Regions from separate parts of the Homo sapiens genome. Here region 2 is linked to region 1. A link is a loop called in an ENCODE intact Hi-C map of the cell type or tissue named here. Cell type or tissue: lower leg skin. All regions are shown on one strand.

The links. Peaks named below come from ENCODE experiments on the same cell type or tissue, not always from the same donor. Only the 100,000 strongest peaks of a DNase experiment are listed, where the experiment ranks them.
Region 2: a loop joins it to region 1, with 2.0 times the contacts of the local background. A loop is called at or near these places in 62 of 110 quality-filtered maps.

What each region holds. Positions count from the first base shown.
Region 1 is chr12:53,510,575-53,518,574 of GRCh38, forward strand. It overlaps ATF7-NPFF (ATF7-NPFF readthrough), which reads right to left. Exons shown (of 15, transcript NR_159377.1): 12 at 6,441-6,780. ATF7 (activating transcription factor 7) reads right to left here. Exons shown (of 12, transcript NM_006856.3): 12 at 1,480-6,780. The coding sequence ends at 6,563. ATF7-AS1 (ATF7 antisense RNA 1) reads left to right here and starts at 3,410. Exons shown (of 3, transcript NR_046221.1): 1 at 3,410-3,477; 2 at 3,779-3,907; 3 at 4,935-7,034. RefSeq lists a silencer at 5,307-5,548 and an enhancer at 6,515-7,014. In lower leg skin, no CTCF peak of the experiment used is centred here; no DNase peak of the experiment used is centred here.
Region 2 is chr12:53,461,281-53,469,280 of GRCh38, forward strand. PCBP2 (poly(rC) binding protein 2) reads left to right here. Exons shown (of 15, transcript NM_031989.5): 8 at 1,213-1,287; 9 at 3,480-3,572; 10 at 4,652-4,693; 11 at 5,941-6,013; 12 at 6,525-6,563; 13 at 7,497-7,552. PCBP2-OT1 (PCBP2 overlapping transcript 1) reads left to right here and starts at 3,188. Exons shown (of 1, transcript NR_109828.1): 1 at 3,188-3,777. In lower leg skin, no CTCF peak of the experiment used is centred here; no DNase peak of the experiment used is centred here.

The sequences.
Region 1 (8,000 bases):
CAATAAAATGAAGTGACTACTCCTGTTATCACTAGGTGAACAGTAAAGCAATCTACCATTCCACGTAGCATAGGGCAGCCATTCCATGTTTACCATCCTGCTGCTTCTAGTATTTCTCTAAACATCAATTACAAGTGGCTCTGGGCTGAGCTGCATTCAGAAAGAGGCTGGTTTAGCTGGCTTCCTGTGTCCAGGATGGAGGTAACTGGTCTCCTTTGAAGTTGGAATGGGTTGATTCCTCTAATTTTGTAAACTGCCCAGTTTTCAGAGTGCAGCTTCAGTGGTGGGAACCTCCAAAACCTCATAATCTGGGCTTTGGTATTTGGCTTTCAGCAATTTCCTTTCTTACCCTTCTCTGGACACCCATGTGCTCCTGGCCACAACACAGTGAAGACCACCACTGCCTTTCCTGCTCTCCTCAGGAGGCACAGGCTATTTGTGTCAAGTGTCTACCAAACACCAGCCACAGATAGCTTCTTAAGTCATTTCTCTCCTACTGGGAAACTCCAGAGACACCTGCTATCTCTTTTGTCAAATTCTTCAGCCTGGCTCATTGTTCTCATTTGTGATGTTATTTATAAAGGAATATACAGATGCAATAAATTATCTGTGATTTCCCTACACCTCTTCCTGATTCCCACAGTCTCTGAGCATTACCTGTTTTTCTTGTGAACTCTTACCTGCTTTTTTTGAGATGGAGTTTCACTCTTGTTGCCCAGGCTGGAGTGCAACGGCACGATCTTAGCTTACTGCAACCTCTGCCTCCCAGGTTCAAGTGATTCTCCTGCCTCAGCCTCCTGAGTAGCTGGGATTACAGGCGCCCGCCACCAACACCTGGCTAATTTTTGTATTTTTAGTAGAGACGGGGTTTCTCCATGTTGGCCAGGCTGGTCTCAAACTCCTGACCTCAGGTGATCAACCCGCCTCAGCCTCCCAAAGTGCTGGGATTACAGGCATGAGCCACCATGCCCGGTTTTCTTACCTGCTTCTAAGTAAACTCTACCCCTCATTTCCAGACCAGCCTCCTCCTTACCATAGAAAGCTATACTTTCCGTCTTTGTCTGTGTGTGTGCTCCCTGGTCACAACAGCCACTTTTTAATGGTTGGGTGGGGGTTGGCAACAAAACACTGAAAAGTAAAAGGCCATTTGCCATCAGCAACTCTCCCACCCGCCATCCACATAAAGCACATACTAAGTTTCCTGTGAGTACTTGCTGCCAGGATGCCAAGGGCCCTTGTCTCCAAGGCAGTCCACAGGAGCTCTGCCCTGGGCCTTCTGTCATACTTTGTAATTTATAGAAATCATCCACTTTCTCTAGGCTGTATCTCCCATGTATAAAAACTAGAGACAAAAATCCCTGTTCCTTCTGTCCTAAGAAATGGGGGAGTGATGAAGATGACAGACATGAAAGGCCAGTGACCTCCCAGAAAAGGGGACAATGGGGGCTGTGGATAGAGGAGTGAAGCATCAGACATAACAGTGGTTCACTTGATAGTTTAATGTTATATTTGCAGCATAAATAAGGCACAATATATGCCAGGGCAAGGGAGGGAGGGAGAAGGCATAGCTGGGGGGATAACTGCTAAGTGGCAAGGGGGAAAGGAAGACAGTATGGTTAGGGAGAATAGAGCGAAGCCCCTGCCTCAGCCCAGTCCCAGGAGATTGTGAGAACCAGCTCACAGGGATCATGCTGAATCAGGTGGAGGGGAAAAGGGAAAAGACAGTTTTGTAACAAAAAACAAAATAGCCTGCAGCACTGCATCCTCCTACCTGTCAAAGGCCACCACTGGGCACTGGGGAGACCCAGACCGAGTTGAGTTCCTTGATAAGATGGAGAGGTGTTGCTACATGTCAAAAATATATAGATGAACAGAGATATAATCATAGATACACACTGCTTCCTTTTCAATAGATACTATGTTAGGATGTGGCAGCCTCCACTCTTGGGGCTGGAAGCTCATCTCCTCCCTGCCTGAAAGGTGTGTGTGTTGTAGGGGGAGGAATGGGACAGCTGAAGCTTGGCTGGTCCTTACTGTAACAGAGAACATGGAGTGACCAGTCTGCAAGGGAATATGGGACAACTCCTGTCCAGACCAATGCATGGTTTTAGGGATACGACTAAAATGAAGACAAATCTAGCTTTTGAGATCAGTGATATGATGGGGAAGACTTTAAAGGGAATGGAGGAAGAGACTGAAAGAAATGAAAGCATGTTAGTGCAAAGGCAAAAGATGTATTTGAAATATCCTCCACACCTGTAAAAATTTCCCAGCTTATCCCTAAGAAATGGTTCTCAACCTTTAGTGTGCATTAGAATCACTTGGAGTGCTTTTAAACCCTGCCCCCAGAGTCTGTGATTCAATAAGTCTGGGATGGGGCCTGAGAATGTGTATTTCTAACAAGTTCCCAGATTACTGTGGCACTGCCCTAAGGTAAAGTCAGTGAAACTATTGCTCATAGCCACTTCTTACAGCTAAAACATCACTCACCAGTAGCTACTGCTGGTGAGATAACTCTGTGCTATTAGCCCCCCATTAAAAAAATAAACCCTAGTAGCTATGATACAAACCTACATCTACAGAGGACATAAGCTCCTTTAACCTGCCCTACTCTCCCCAGCCTTTTCTCATTCTGGGGTAGGACTTTACCCCAAAGAGAGACAACACAGCTGATGCAGACGGTGGTAATGGTGGCCAGCAGCCACCTACGCTCATTCCTGCTAGGTAACCACCTTGGTATGGGGTGGGGGAATTTATGTCTGTATGCACATTTGTGTGTACAAACAGACACAGAGAAATCAGTCCTGTACTATGAGAGGGATGACTAGAGTTATGGGAGGCTGTAGTGGGGTGGAGGGAGTCCTTTAATCTGCCTTAGGATCCCCACCTTTCCTGTTCTTCCAGACACCCCCACCCCCGTCAAACATTAAGTCTAAAGAAAGCAGAAAGAGCATATCAACAAGGCATATGTGATATAGCTAGGAAGACTGGAATCTAAACAGGCTGGTTATGAAATTTAAAAAAAATAATGTATTTCCTTCCTGTGTATATAATGTACAATATTAATGAAAAATTAATGATTTGGGGATGGGAAGGAAGTTATGAAAAAAGGAGAAAACTGGCGGGGATAGCTGTATCAGGGGCTAGCACCTTTAAGGAGCCTCTCAGTGTGGAGCAGGGGAGCCCCAGAAACCACAGGAAGAATTTTTTTGGTGTCTGTTTGGTGGTTCAGGCTGTACATAGGGCACGGTTGGGGTTAAGCACTCCATCTACCAGGATGGGTGGTGCTAGAGGGCAGTGAATCAAGAAAGGAGCCAAAACCAACAGAACAGGGATAGAGAAGTGAGCGAGAGGAGGTTCAGTTTGCTCAGTCCCTCTTTAACCACTACTTAGAGTACATGGTCTAATGCTTAGGGCCAAGGAGGGAGGTGAAGGCTAAGGAAGTCAGATTTGAGATGCATAACCAGCAGCAAAAGAGTAAGTAAAGGGGGCATGACTTTTTTTTTGTTGGCCTCTCTAGTATTGTGGGAGGCTTTCTTAGACTTTTCAACTCTAAGCAAACTTTCTGTTAGGGGAATGGGGCAGAAAGTGAGCAGACCAGAAGACCTGGTTCTGTCCCCTCCCTCTGTGGCCTTGGGTACGTGGCAGCTAGCTAGAGTGCTTGTGTATCGAGCACTCACATTGGAGTGGGGTGGGAAGCCTGAGTCCTGTATTCACATGAACGAATTCAGGACACCCACCATACACTCAGCTCCTTTCTGAAAGTGTCCTCCCTTAGGCCTCTAGAAACGCCATGGACTTTAGGAAGGGCCAAGTGACACCTTCCATGATGTTTGGTTCTGGTCCAGATGGATCTGGAAGACAAAGATTTGGGGAGAGTGACCACATGGCTGGTAGCAATAACAAGGTAAGTGAAGTTACCTTTGACTATCAGAGAAGTTTCAGGGCAGCAATTATTCTGCCTCCTTAGTGAGACTGAGAACCAACTCAAGAACTATCTAGGGGGTTCTGACCTGCTGCTTCCTTATTTCAGTGCCATTTTGTTACTGTGGTTCTGGCAGTGCTCCTCACTGAGGTCCCGTACACATCTTCCCACTGATAAAAATGAAGTTAGGACTAGATAATTAGTCATGGGGGCTAAGAAATAAAAAAGACCCGCTACATAAATTAGCCACCCAACACAGGGACAGACTGGCAGGGCATGTATGCAGTTACAAATTAATTCTTAACTGTAAAAACACTTGACTGAAGGGGGAAGAAAAATAGTCAAGAGTCTTAGGAAAGCTCCTTAGGAGCCATAAACTCAGTCAAGCTTTAGGGCAAGGCTGCTACTGGGAAATCAAGACAATAAAAAAATGAAACAAAACTCTAAAGCAGGAGAAAATCCCAGGGAGCAGCCAGCTAAAGGGGAAGTCCTGAGCACAAGTTACGGCTGTGAATTTTTAAAGGCAAAAGTGAAGTCCCTGGATGTGGTAACCTGCGTCCTGACCATCTGCCATAACATTTGCTAGTCTGAATCACTTCAGGGCCTATTCCTGTTGGGTACCTGATGGTAGAGGATGAGAAAACCGTGTTTTCTCTCCTTTGTCTTTAGGGGTGTGGCCTGTTCAGCACCAGCTCTGAAAAGCAGGAGGGGAAATTTAAAACAAATGCAGCAGAACCTGTTACCTGACTGGTTCACTAGGACAGGATATCACTTTAAGGAAACGGGAATCTTGTAGCTTAGAACATTTTCTCATTCCCCTGTGACAGTCAATTTTGGAGACAAAATAAGAAAGGAAGCTGGCAGTTATTTTGTATGTATGTTTAAGATGGAGGTAGGAAAGATGGAGAGAAGGACATTCTTGGCTTGCACAGATGGCAGAAAGTGGCTCTGGGACAACTGGAAGGGTTTCATACGGAAAGGCAATTAAAGCTGACCTATCTATCCACAGGCCTCTGGCTCTGAATTGCTTCCTATGGTCCTGGTAGAAACTGCATAGTTCAGAGCCAAGGGGAGATGAGAAGCCTTAACGTGGAAGAGGGACAAGAGAGATGAATTGCTCCCTCTGCAACCCAACTCTTCAAAGTAAGAATGGTTGAGAGCAATAGTCACCAATTTCCCAGGCCAGAACCTGGGGTCCTTTGCTGGGACCAGTTCTGCACTTTCCCTCTCCTCTTCCTCCCTCCTTTCAATCTTATACTCAAGTAAACCCACTCAGCATCTTGGCTATGACGCTTCAAGATCCTGGAGCACTGCATGTAAAGAGAAGAGAGAAGAAATGGGTTGAAGAAACTCTGGAGGACCTGGAAGACCTAGTGGCTAAGCTAGGAACCTGGTGAAAGAGAAAGAAGATAGTCCAGACGGTGATGGGCACTTGTGAACAGAAGACTCTAGCTCAGAAAAGCAGACAGATGTGTGAGGGGGAGAGATGGGGTAGAACAAAGGAACTCGAGAGTCCCCTACATGACAGCCTCCAGGAGGGCTGAGTCTGAAGTAGTTACAGAAGAGAGACAGGGGCGGTAATGTTGATAGGGGAATGAAGAGAGAGAAGCAGGAGCAGAAAAATGACCAAAGATGACAATATGCTTTGGCCGGTAAACTCTTATAAAACATAAAGGAATCGATTAATCCCTAACTTGATGGAACAAGCTTTGAAATACTTTGTTCCTGTCTGCCCTGATGGTTAAACTAAAGAAGGAGGGAGGGGAGGAGACAGAATCAGCCAGTCAGATTCTGGGCCCTTCCCTTTTCACTACCAAGCAATCTTTAATAATAAGGCCACAAAATGAGGTTGCCAAGGCTTAGTGGGGTGGTGGGAAAGACCCCACCACTACACTAAAGTCAAGGGACAAAATGAGGTACCCAAATAGCTCTGCAAATAGATGAAAAAGAATTAGAACTCTTGAGGGTTTCTTTCTTTTTGGTGGCAGGTAGAGAGAAGGAATAAAGCTTATGGAAAAACTGGAAAATACTGCTACTTCATACATCAAAGGTAACCTTACATTCTCCGTAAGTGAATGTTTTAACTAGAATTAAGGAAGAGGAAAAAGGAAACGGGTAAATAAGCAGCTATGGGAGACCTGAGTCCTGAGTCCATGGGGTGGCTGGGGCTGGGTCAGCGGGTAATATGTCATCAAATCTAGCCTCCCTCTATCTGGCAGGAAGTGGCATGCTGGTAAGGAACAAAAAGGTAACAGCCACGGCTTAGTGGGAAGAGAGGGAACTGAGAAACCCCAAACCTAGAAGTGCCAAGGGTTAGTGTTAAAAGAGACAGATACACGTGCATGGGGCAGGGGTGATTGTTCGGACCATCTGGAAAGGCCTTTGGCTGTGGATGCATCAGAAACCCCACCCTGGGGGATGATCTATGAGGCTCCGGGGCTGGGAGGCCCCCAGCACAGGTGTCAAACGTACATGACCACATGGCTAAAAAGCCCCATATCTGTCCATTACTCACAACACACAATTCCCCCCACCCATATTGCCATGTCCAAGGCAGATGGGAGGGGATAAGATGACATCTCTCTTGGCTCTTGGGCGGGCGAGCTCTGGCTGAGGACCTCTCCACCAGAGGAGGCATCATCTGCCCGCAGACTGGGACTGTGGGGTCATGATTACATGCGATTGTATCGGCATGCTCAGTTCTGTCCTTTGGCTGGCCATCTGAGTGAGGACCGAGGTGGCCACAGCTTCAGCTGCAGAGCGAACACTGAGGCCATTGCTAGGGGCTGTTGCTGAGCTGTGCTGAATCACAGGGGCTGGAGAACCCGTTGGCTCTGAGCTTTCCTTGGGGCTTTCTGCCAGGAAGGAGGGCAAAGAGCAGAGAGCAATTGGTTAGAAAACAGAATGGGGAAAGAGGCAGGACTACCTTTTGCCATAATTCTAAAGGAGCCCAAAAGGGAAATGAAACCCATCTTTTTTTTGGGGAAAACTTCCCAGAATCCTGGCTTCTAAGTCATAAATGGGCTAGGAAATGGGAAGTTGTAAGAAGGGAAGAACTAGGCCAAAATTAACCTATCTATTCCAATAAAATGAATCTCCAACATGTTAATTACACTGTCTGGTTTCTAGGTCTTTGCATAGTTCATTACCAACTCTTATTATTATTCATTACTTCTATTCTTTCTTGTTTTTAAGAGATAGGGTCTCAAGTGATCCTCCTGCCTTGGCCTCTCAAAGTGCTGGGATTATAGGCATGAGCCACTGCGCCTGGCCTTCATTTCTTTAAAGATGATTTAAAATAGATCTCTTTTTAGCCATCCTCTTTGATTAATTCTCACAGGAACTGAATTATTCCATTATTTTATTTATTTATTTTTTTTCCTAAGACTGAGTCTTGCTCTGTTGCCCAGGCTGGAGTGCAGTGGTGCAATCTCAGCTCATTGCAACCTCTGCCATCCAGGTTCAAGTGATTCTCGTGCCTCAGCCTTCCGAGTAGCTGGGACTACAGGTGCACACTGCCACACCTGGCTAATTTTTGAATTTTTAGTAGAGATGGGGTTTTGCCACGTTAGCTAGGCTGGTCTCAAACTCCTGACCTCAAGTGATTGGCCTGCCTTGGCCTCCCAAAGTGCTGGGATTATAGGCGTGAGCCACTGTGGCAGGCCTATTCCATTATTTTTAATGTTCCTTTACCATGTAGTTGTACCACAGGTAAGTCTGATAGATATCAAGCTATAATTAAATGATATTATGAATGGCCAGTCCCTGGCCCGGGTTCAGTTAACATGTAAAACTACAAAGAAATCTTAAGACCCTCCTGACTAAAAATTAGCTAGGCATTAATGATTATAAAACATTATAAGTTATGCCACTCCACCTAAAGTGACACTAACATTTTACTACTAAACACAACTACCTGAGCTACATACAATGGTAACTCCATGTTGCTCATTAGTCAAATGTTTTTAAAATTTTTTTAGAGGGTCTCACTCTGTCACCCAGGCTGGAGGTGCCATGGCACAATCACAGCTCACAGCAGCCTTCAACTGCTGGCCTCAAGCCATCCTCCTGCTTC
Region 2 (8,000 bases), 49 kb before region 1:
TTCATATTTTCCTTCCCCTAGCTTTGACTTTTCTTATGGTCTGTGAGCAAAAATAGAAACTGCTAAGCAGCAGTGATCTTTTGGTTCACAGCAGTTGTAGCAGAGTCGGGGAGAAGATGCACTGCATGGACTAAGGAGGCCAGAGATTTATTTGAGTTCCTGAGTAGCTGAGTTAAATTACTTTTTGAATTACTGTATTTTGGTTACATGGAAATTTGACATGTTCTTTAACAACTTGTCACTTTGTAGGAGGGTATTCAAAGTGTTACATAGAGTAGAAAAATGTATGTATGATGATGTTTCCGAATGACTTACAAGGTCCTGATTATACACTATTATTCTATTAAAAGAATAGCAAAATTCAGGAAAATTAAGCCTTTTCAGATTTGTGATATGGAGTTGGTTTCATTGGTGAGAAATGAAACGAATTTTTTCGTGTGTGTGTGTGTGTGACGGGTTCACTTTGTCACCCAGACTGGAGTGCAGTGGTGCAGTATCGGCTCACTGCAACCTCTGCCTATCAGGCTTAAGCGATCCTCTCACCTGTCTCCCCAGTAGCTTGGTCTACAGGCATGCGCCACCACACCTGGCTAATTTTTTTTATTTTTTGTAGAGACGGGATTTTGCCATGTTGCCCAGGCTGGTCTTGAACTCCTGAGCTCAAGCCATCCACCCGCCTCAGCCTTCCAAAGTACTGGTATTACCAGCATGAGCCGATGCACCCAACCTGGAAACTGGAATTTTCAAGTAGAGATTAGAAAAACCTTGATTGAGCCTTTGAACTATTTATAGATAGTGTCTGTATTATTCTAGACATAACACTTGAGTACTTTATTTGCAGTTTTGACCTTATTTCCTATTCAGGCCAAAAAAATGTGAGATACTAAAAATTATCAACAAAAATATACGTTTAACAGTTTTTCATGTCCATTAAATTTATCTAAAATTTTGGAAATAGTGCCGAAGATTATTACATGGACATCTCCCTTGATGAGAATCAGTTTGAATTGTGTAGTCCTTGGACTTACTGCATTAAAGGCAAATAACTTTCAGTAGATAAATTGAGATTAGATCTAGCCAGAGACAATTTGGTAGGTAAGGGGATGGAAATAGTTTTTAATTTAACTGACCTGTGTGAGCTAAAGCCACACAGCTGAAGCAGCTTTGAAACCTTATCTCTTTTTGTTTTTTTCCCCTCTGACTCTCTCCCAGTCCCCCCCGAAGGGCGTGACCATCCCGTACCGGCCCAAGCCGTCCAGCTCTCCGGTCATCTTTGCAGGTGGTCAGGTAAGAAAATTCTCATTTGTGGGCTAGAATGAACAGAGATTATATTTGAAATGTCAACTTTGCCAGCATCACACCAAGCCACTCTGCATGCTTGCTGAAACCTATACTCTGGCCATAGTTTGACCGGCTTTTAGTTTTATTTTTGTACTGGAGAAAGCTGAATGCCTTAATTTTTAGCAGGCAATGGAAGTTTTGTAGGCACTCGGAAGAGGTAACTTACTTGTGGGTTGGGTTAGAATATAAGAGTTGAATTGACTTACTGTCTCTACTTCTCTCCCTGTCCCCACCCCATCCATGTTTTATGTGTGTGGGGTGATATTTAGAGGTCTAAATAAAAGGTAGCAAAGAGTTGGACCTCTGAAGGAGATTCTGGATGGTGGTCTCAAAATTTGGGGGTCCTGAATTTGAGTGTCCTACAAACTTCCCCTTCCCTCCACCTCACCTCCCCTACTCCTACCCCTTCACTCCCAAACTCCAGTGTGTTGTCCCCTAGGCTCTTAACCTCATAAACACTGGTTTGAACCCACATGGCATAACTGAAATCAGCTGGGGTAAGAGTTCAGTGTGCAAGAATAGAAGGGGGGTGAGCATGTTGGGCTGTGGTGCCGTGACCTTTGGTGTTAGAGTAAGAACACCAAAGCACCACCGTGGCCTCTCTGCTCCTTCCTCATCAACCTAAACTCTTGATCTTTGGCACGTGGACTATTCTGAAGTTAGATTATTATGACAGAAGCATTGAAGGACCATGGTAGTCCTATGCTCTGATTGTATTTGAGGAGTAGGTAGATCAGGTTTTAAAATACAGTTGGCCCTTTGTGGGTTCCACCTTCAACCTACCTCAGATCAAAAGTATTCAGGGAAAAAAATGGGTGGTTGTATCTGTACTGAACATGTACAGGCTTTGTTTTGTCATTAAACAATAGAGTATAACAAGTATTTACATAGTATTTACATTGTATTAGGTATTATAAGTAACCTAGAGATGATTAAAATATGTGGGAGGATATGCTTAGGTTATATGCAAGTACTATACCATTTTATGTAAAAGACTTGAATATCCATGGATATTTGTTTCTATGGGGGGAATCCTAGGACTAATCTCCCACCAATAACGTAGGGACACCTAGGGACAACTGCATTGGGATTCAGGTTGAAATAGTGACTGATTTTGGTAGCTGCCTAAGCAAGTGCGTTGCTCAAAACACCTTTTCCCACTTGGGGCTGGTCTGTTACAAGCATATTTAGTTAACTAGTTCCATCTTACCTGCGTTTGATCTGGGAGCCATTTAGAGGGCAAGCATAAACTTGGGAGTCCATCTCTTTCACATTGTGTTGAATTGGCATAAAAATGAACAAGTTTTTAGAGGTTTAGTTTGTCGTGTAGTTATGAGAGGTTTCACAGGAAGGTCGGTTATGTCACAGTGTTAACCTTGAGTCAGTTTAGTACCTTGCTTTTAGAAAAGTACAAACTGGTTTGTTCAAAGGGCTCTCAGTCTAGTTAGTCAGAGTTGGGCAGGATAAGCAAAGGCCCAGAGTCAGTGTCGCCAGAAGGATTTAGCCTTAGGAGTTTTTCTTTCCCAGGAACTCCAGGTTCCTGCTCTTCTGGATTCTCCCACTCCCCCTTTGGAATAGAGTCCCATACTGGGTGGCAGCAATCCTCTGTACTTAAAATTCTTCCTTCACTTCCTTTTTTTTCCACTCCCCATCACACCTCCCCCTTCATACCTCTTTGCTTCCCTACCCACCCTCCCTCCCTCCCTCCCCTTTATTTAGTTGATGACCACCGTCTAAAAATTTGCAGCTTCTTCTATGAGTGGCCCTGTCATGGATTGTTCCCACAGGCCTTTTTAAATATACAATGTCCACAGATGGACCTGTGTCTTTTGTTCCTTTGTGGCAAAGTGGGCTCTGTAGGGGTTCAACTTAATCCCACACTGACCAGGAGCTGGCATCAGCTCTGTTGCCCCACCCCTTCATTCTTATTGAAAATAGCCCAATTGTGCAGTGTGAAATCTGCCACTAGGTAACTTTTTTTTTTAATTCACTGATTACAGCTCGTTTCAAATTGTGTCTGAGCTCCTTTTTAAAGGAAAAAGGAAAAAAATAAACAACTTTTTTTGTGTGAATTTCATGCTGGTGACAAGGTGCCGGATTGACAGCCCTGGAGACTGAAATCCTCTATTTATCCACAGGACAGGTACAGCACAGGCAGCGACAGTGCGAGCTTTCCCCACACCACCCCGTCCATGTGCCTCAACCCTGACCTGGAGGGACCACCTCTAGAGGTGAGAGGGGATGTTCAGTCTCCAAGGCTCACTCAATCCTTCCGCCTCAGCCGAGACTGCCAACACACGGGGGGCCAGTGGCGCTGGTGATTTTTGGTGCTGTGGACACCACCTGTCCACGGGGACCTGGACTGACCCCCCCAACCTCATTTCACCCAGGCCGCGTAGCCCACCAGATGGTAACACCAACTTTTTTTTTTTTTTTAATTTTTTTTTTGTTCAACCCCTCTTCCCCTCTCCCACTCCTCCCACCCCATTTTCACCTTCCTTCCACCCCCACCTGGGTGTACTTTTGGGGGTACTGGCCACTGTGATGTGAGAAACTTCACATCCTGTTAACCAGCCACTCCTTCCATCCCCTCCCTCCCTGTTCCCTTTTCCTTTCCTCCTTTTCCCTACCCCATTGCCCTGAAGACCCAGCTCCCTTTTTGGGAGGTTATGTTGTGGGGGGGAGGAGGGCATAGTGGGAGCTGCAAATGCCTATGGAGGGGAGGTGGGAGAAGACAGGAATTAGAACCCAGTGGTTTTTGTTTACCTGTGATCAGCTCCCTACTGTTAGGGACTCAGCTAGCATCCAGTGTTCTTAAGGTCTTTAGGCAGATAGAGAAATAAGTTGGAGAAAGGGAAGTGTTTTAAAACATACCATGTAGGTTTGTGCAGTTAGAGATCTTCCACATCACCACAATTGGTAGAAGGGTTGGGGTGGTGAGGGAAGAGATCATTATTCCTCCTAGGCTATCTTGTATACAGGGAGGAAGAGTGGGGCTTGGTCAGTCGAGGCATTGCTAATCTCACTTCCCACATTTTCATTAAGAAACAGTTATGTATATTTTGCCTTTGATTGCAGGGAACTTGGCTACCTTTATAGGATTCCCCGGAACAAAGTCATATTTAGGGTTCAAAGAAGGCCAATTTGGGTCTGACCATATTTGTGAGATTCCATCTACTGCCTCAATCTCTGGCCTCCCCCATTCTCTAGTTCAACTCTGGCTTCCTGGCTAGTTGAAATGTCTTTTTCCCCCCACTGGGTGGCTGTCCGTGATTGGTTTTTAATAGGAACTGTTTTCCTCCTTTTGTAGGCCTATACCATTCAAGGACAGTATGCCATTCCACAGCCAGATGTAAGTTTTGTTTTCACTTCTTGTTTTGAAAAGCTCCCTCTCCCATCCAAAATTGTCTCACTCCTCTCTCCCAAGTAGCCAGAAGTGAGTTGGGTCTTCAGCATTTGCAGTATTAAGTTGTTTTCTTCACAAGGTCAATCCCATATTTTAGCCCTTTAATCAGGGTAATGCCTTGTTTGCCTTTTAACATTTAACCCCTGAAATTTAATTCAGCACATTAGCTTCTCCTTTCCCCCTGTGTTTCAGATTACCCTGTTTCTAAAAGGGAAATGTTCCATGGTATACTGTGATTTGTTATCTCAGGGCATAGTTTAAATTGACATTGGGACTGTGCTTCCTTGCATGCAGTTCTCTTTTCCATGAGGGTAATGGGAGGTTGGGTTTGCCCTTGGGAACTCCTCAATCTGAGATGACAATTTGAAAAGTATTTGGAGGGATGGGGAAGGGGCTTATGTTACACAGAGAGGGATAGGAACCTGAACATTTCAGAATTCAACTCAAACCTTTCTTGCTGCTAAAACCTCCTATTTAAAAGTGCCGGTATTTAGACTTCAAGGGCATTTTTTTCTGCACTTTTCTTTTATCCTTACTAACCTTTTCAGGTGCTGAGCATTATTAGACTTGGGAAGTTGAGTTTCGGTCTTGGTTAGTGGTAGGCCCCAGGAGAGAGGGAAGTAGACGTGAAGAAGGATTATTTTATGACAGTCAGGACAGTTTATATAGATGAATAAAAATAGCTGTAGTAGTCAGTGGTGGCGGTGATGGGACTAAACCCAGTATGGTTTCTTCACCTCTCTCCTCCTTGCAGTCTCCCTGCCCCCCTCATCTCCTTCCCTCTCCCCAATACTGATGAAACCCTGCATGGTGTGTTTTCCCTAGCACCACTGCACAGTTTGTTTACCTAGCCTGTCTGTGCTTGTCCCTGCGGCAACTGTTGCAATGGCTGCAAACTACCTTCATTAAGTAGCCTCCAAGGGGGATGGTCGTTGGGCAAGTGCTGTTGCTTTTCTATTCCCACACCCAAAAGGCATTCATTCTCTTCCAGGCACCCATTCTATTTCTAACCCTTACCCTTCATATTCTGCCAATCCCCAGGATTGTGATGCAAGCCCCATCCCTACCCTCTGTTGTAGTTTGAGTAGTAGAGTCAATTTTGGGAATCAGGACCTGCATTTTCAAATTCGAATGTGCTTGAGCCCTGGCTCTGTTAAATCTTCTAATGCCAACCTCCTGTTTCCTCCTTGCAGTTGACCAAGCTGCACCAGTTGGCAATGCAACAGTCTCATTTTCCCATGACGCATGGCAACACCGGATTCAGTGGTATGGATACCTCAGTGTTTATTTCTGTAAGGTGTAGTGCAAGAGAGAGGCCAGTCCCAAGGTCTCAGCTTGACATCTGTTTAAAACAAACTTCGTTATCCAGCATCCTGCTGGTTTAAACTTGCCTGTCTACTATGGCTAAGCCCAAGGAGGTAATGTGTTTGTTAACGTGGTTTTCATTTGGGGTCAGTTATTCTAAAAGAAAAAAAAAGCCCTGGAAGGTTTGGGGGTGAGGTTTGGGGATGCTTGTCAGGCAAAGGGTAGGCTGATATTTCTTTGAGCCCATCCTGACTGCTGCCCCCTTGATCTGATCAGCACCCCCTTTCTCTCCACCAGCAATTCACAGGCTTGGGTAGAGACCATCCATTTGTGCCAAATTGTGTAGTGTTTTTTTTGTTTTTGTTTTTGTTTTTATTTTGTTTCGTTTTTGGGGCTTTTCTGTATAAGGAATAACTTGTCCGATAGGGTTAGGATGAGACCACCAAACTCATTTTCACTTGTATCTTAACAGGCATTGAATCCAGCTCTCCAGAGGTGAAAGGCTATTGGGGTAATGATTAAAAAAAAAAAAATCTGTAGTATTCTACTGTTATATTAATAAACTGGTGGGAGTCTTGTTTCACTGCCCATGAACCATACCAGCAACATGCACATGGCAGAGAGGAGCTGAGAGAGCAAAGGGGTGGGCCTGGAGCCCCCGAGGGTCCCTTGATGGATCTGGCCAACCCCCTTCTAAAAATGATGAGACAGCAGCCATAGCTGAGATCAGGACTAAGCTTGAGTGTTAGCCAGCTGGCCTGGTTCAGTCCAGGTGTTGTTAAAGATGGGTACGGGTATTTGCTGATGGGATTTTTTTTTCTTTCTTTTTCTTTGGAAAACAAAATGAAAGCCAGAACAAAATTATTGAACAAAAGACAGGGACTAAATCTGGAGAAATGAAGTCCCCTCACCTGACTGCCATTTCATTCTATCTGACCTTCCAGTCTAGGTTAGGAGAATAGGGGGTGGAGGGGATTAATCTGATACAGGTATATTTAAAGCAACTCTGCATGTGTGCCAGAAGTCCATGGTACCCATTAACAGGCATAATATTGGCACTGGTGCTAGTGAGCATCAGGTGAGATACAATTTGGAACACAACAGGAAAGGGGTAGAAGTACAGAAGGACTTGTTTAGACATTGGTCCTTTTTGAGGATACCACACTCCCTTGCCCTTGCTTCCATCCCCCATCCCTAATAGGCTGGGCTTTGCAGGAAATGGCATGAAATCAGCTCTTCTGAGTGTACAGAAGAACCTTTCGAGCATTATTTCTACACCCTTCTCCCCCACTCTTTCCTCTTTGGAGGCTTCCAAGTTAGTGATGAATCCCAACAGCTAATGATGCTGGGTTTCCAGTTTATTTCCTTCTGTTAGTTTAATGTGCAAGTCAGTGAGGTTTTGAATGCTGTGCATTGAATTTGCTTGCTCTCTTCTGTCTTTTAGCAGGTTTGGATGCATCTGCTCAGACTACTTCTCATGAACTCACCATTCCAAACGATGTAAGTGTAGTTAGGTTGCATGGGATGAAAATAAGAAAATAGACTGTAAAGAAATAGATGTCGTTTCAGCAGTGTCCTGCTACCCTTTTTTTTTTTTTTTTTTTAAACAGCCCAGGCTGTAGTGCAGTGGTGCGATCTTGGCTCACCGCAGCCTCCGCCTCCCGGGTTCAACCAATTCTCCTGCCTCAACCTCCTGAGTAGCTGGGATTACAGGCATGTGCCACCATGCCTGGCTAATTTTGTATTTTTAGTAGAGATGGAGTTTCTCCATGTTGGTCAGGCTGGTCTCAAACTCCCGAGCTCAGGTGATCCACTCACCTTGGCCTCCCAAAGTGCTGGGATTACAGGTCTGAGTCACCGCACTTGGCCTACATGTCCTGCTACTTTTAAGCCCTAGGGAAAGAAACTGGGAATTTTATTATTTTATCTTTATTTTTGTTTTTGTTTT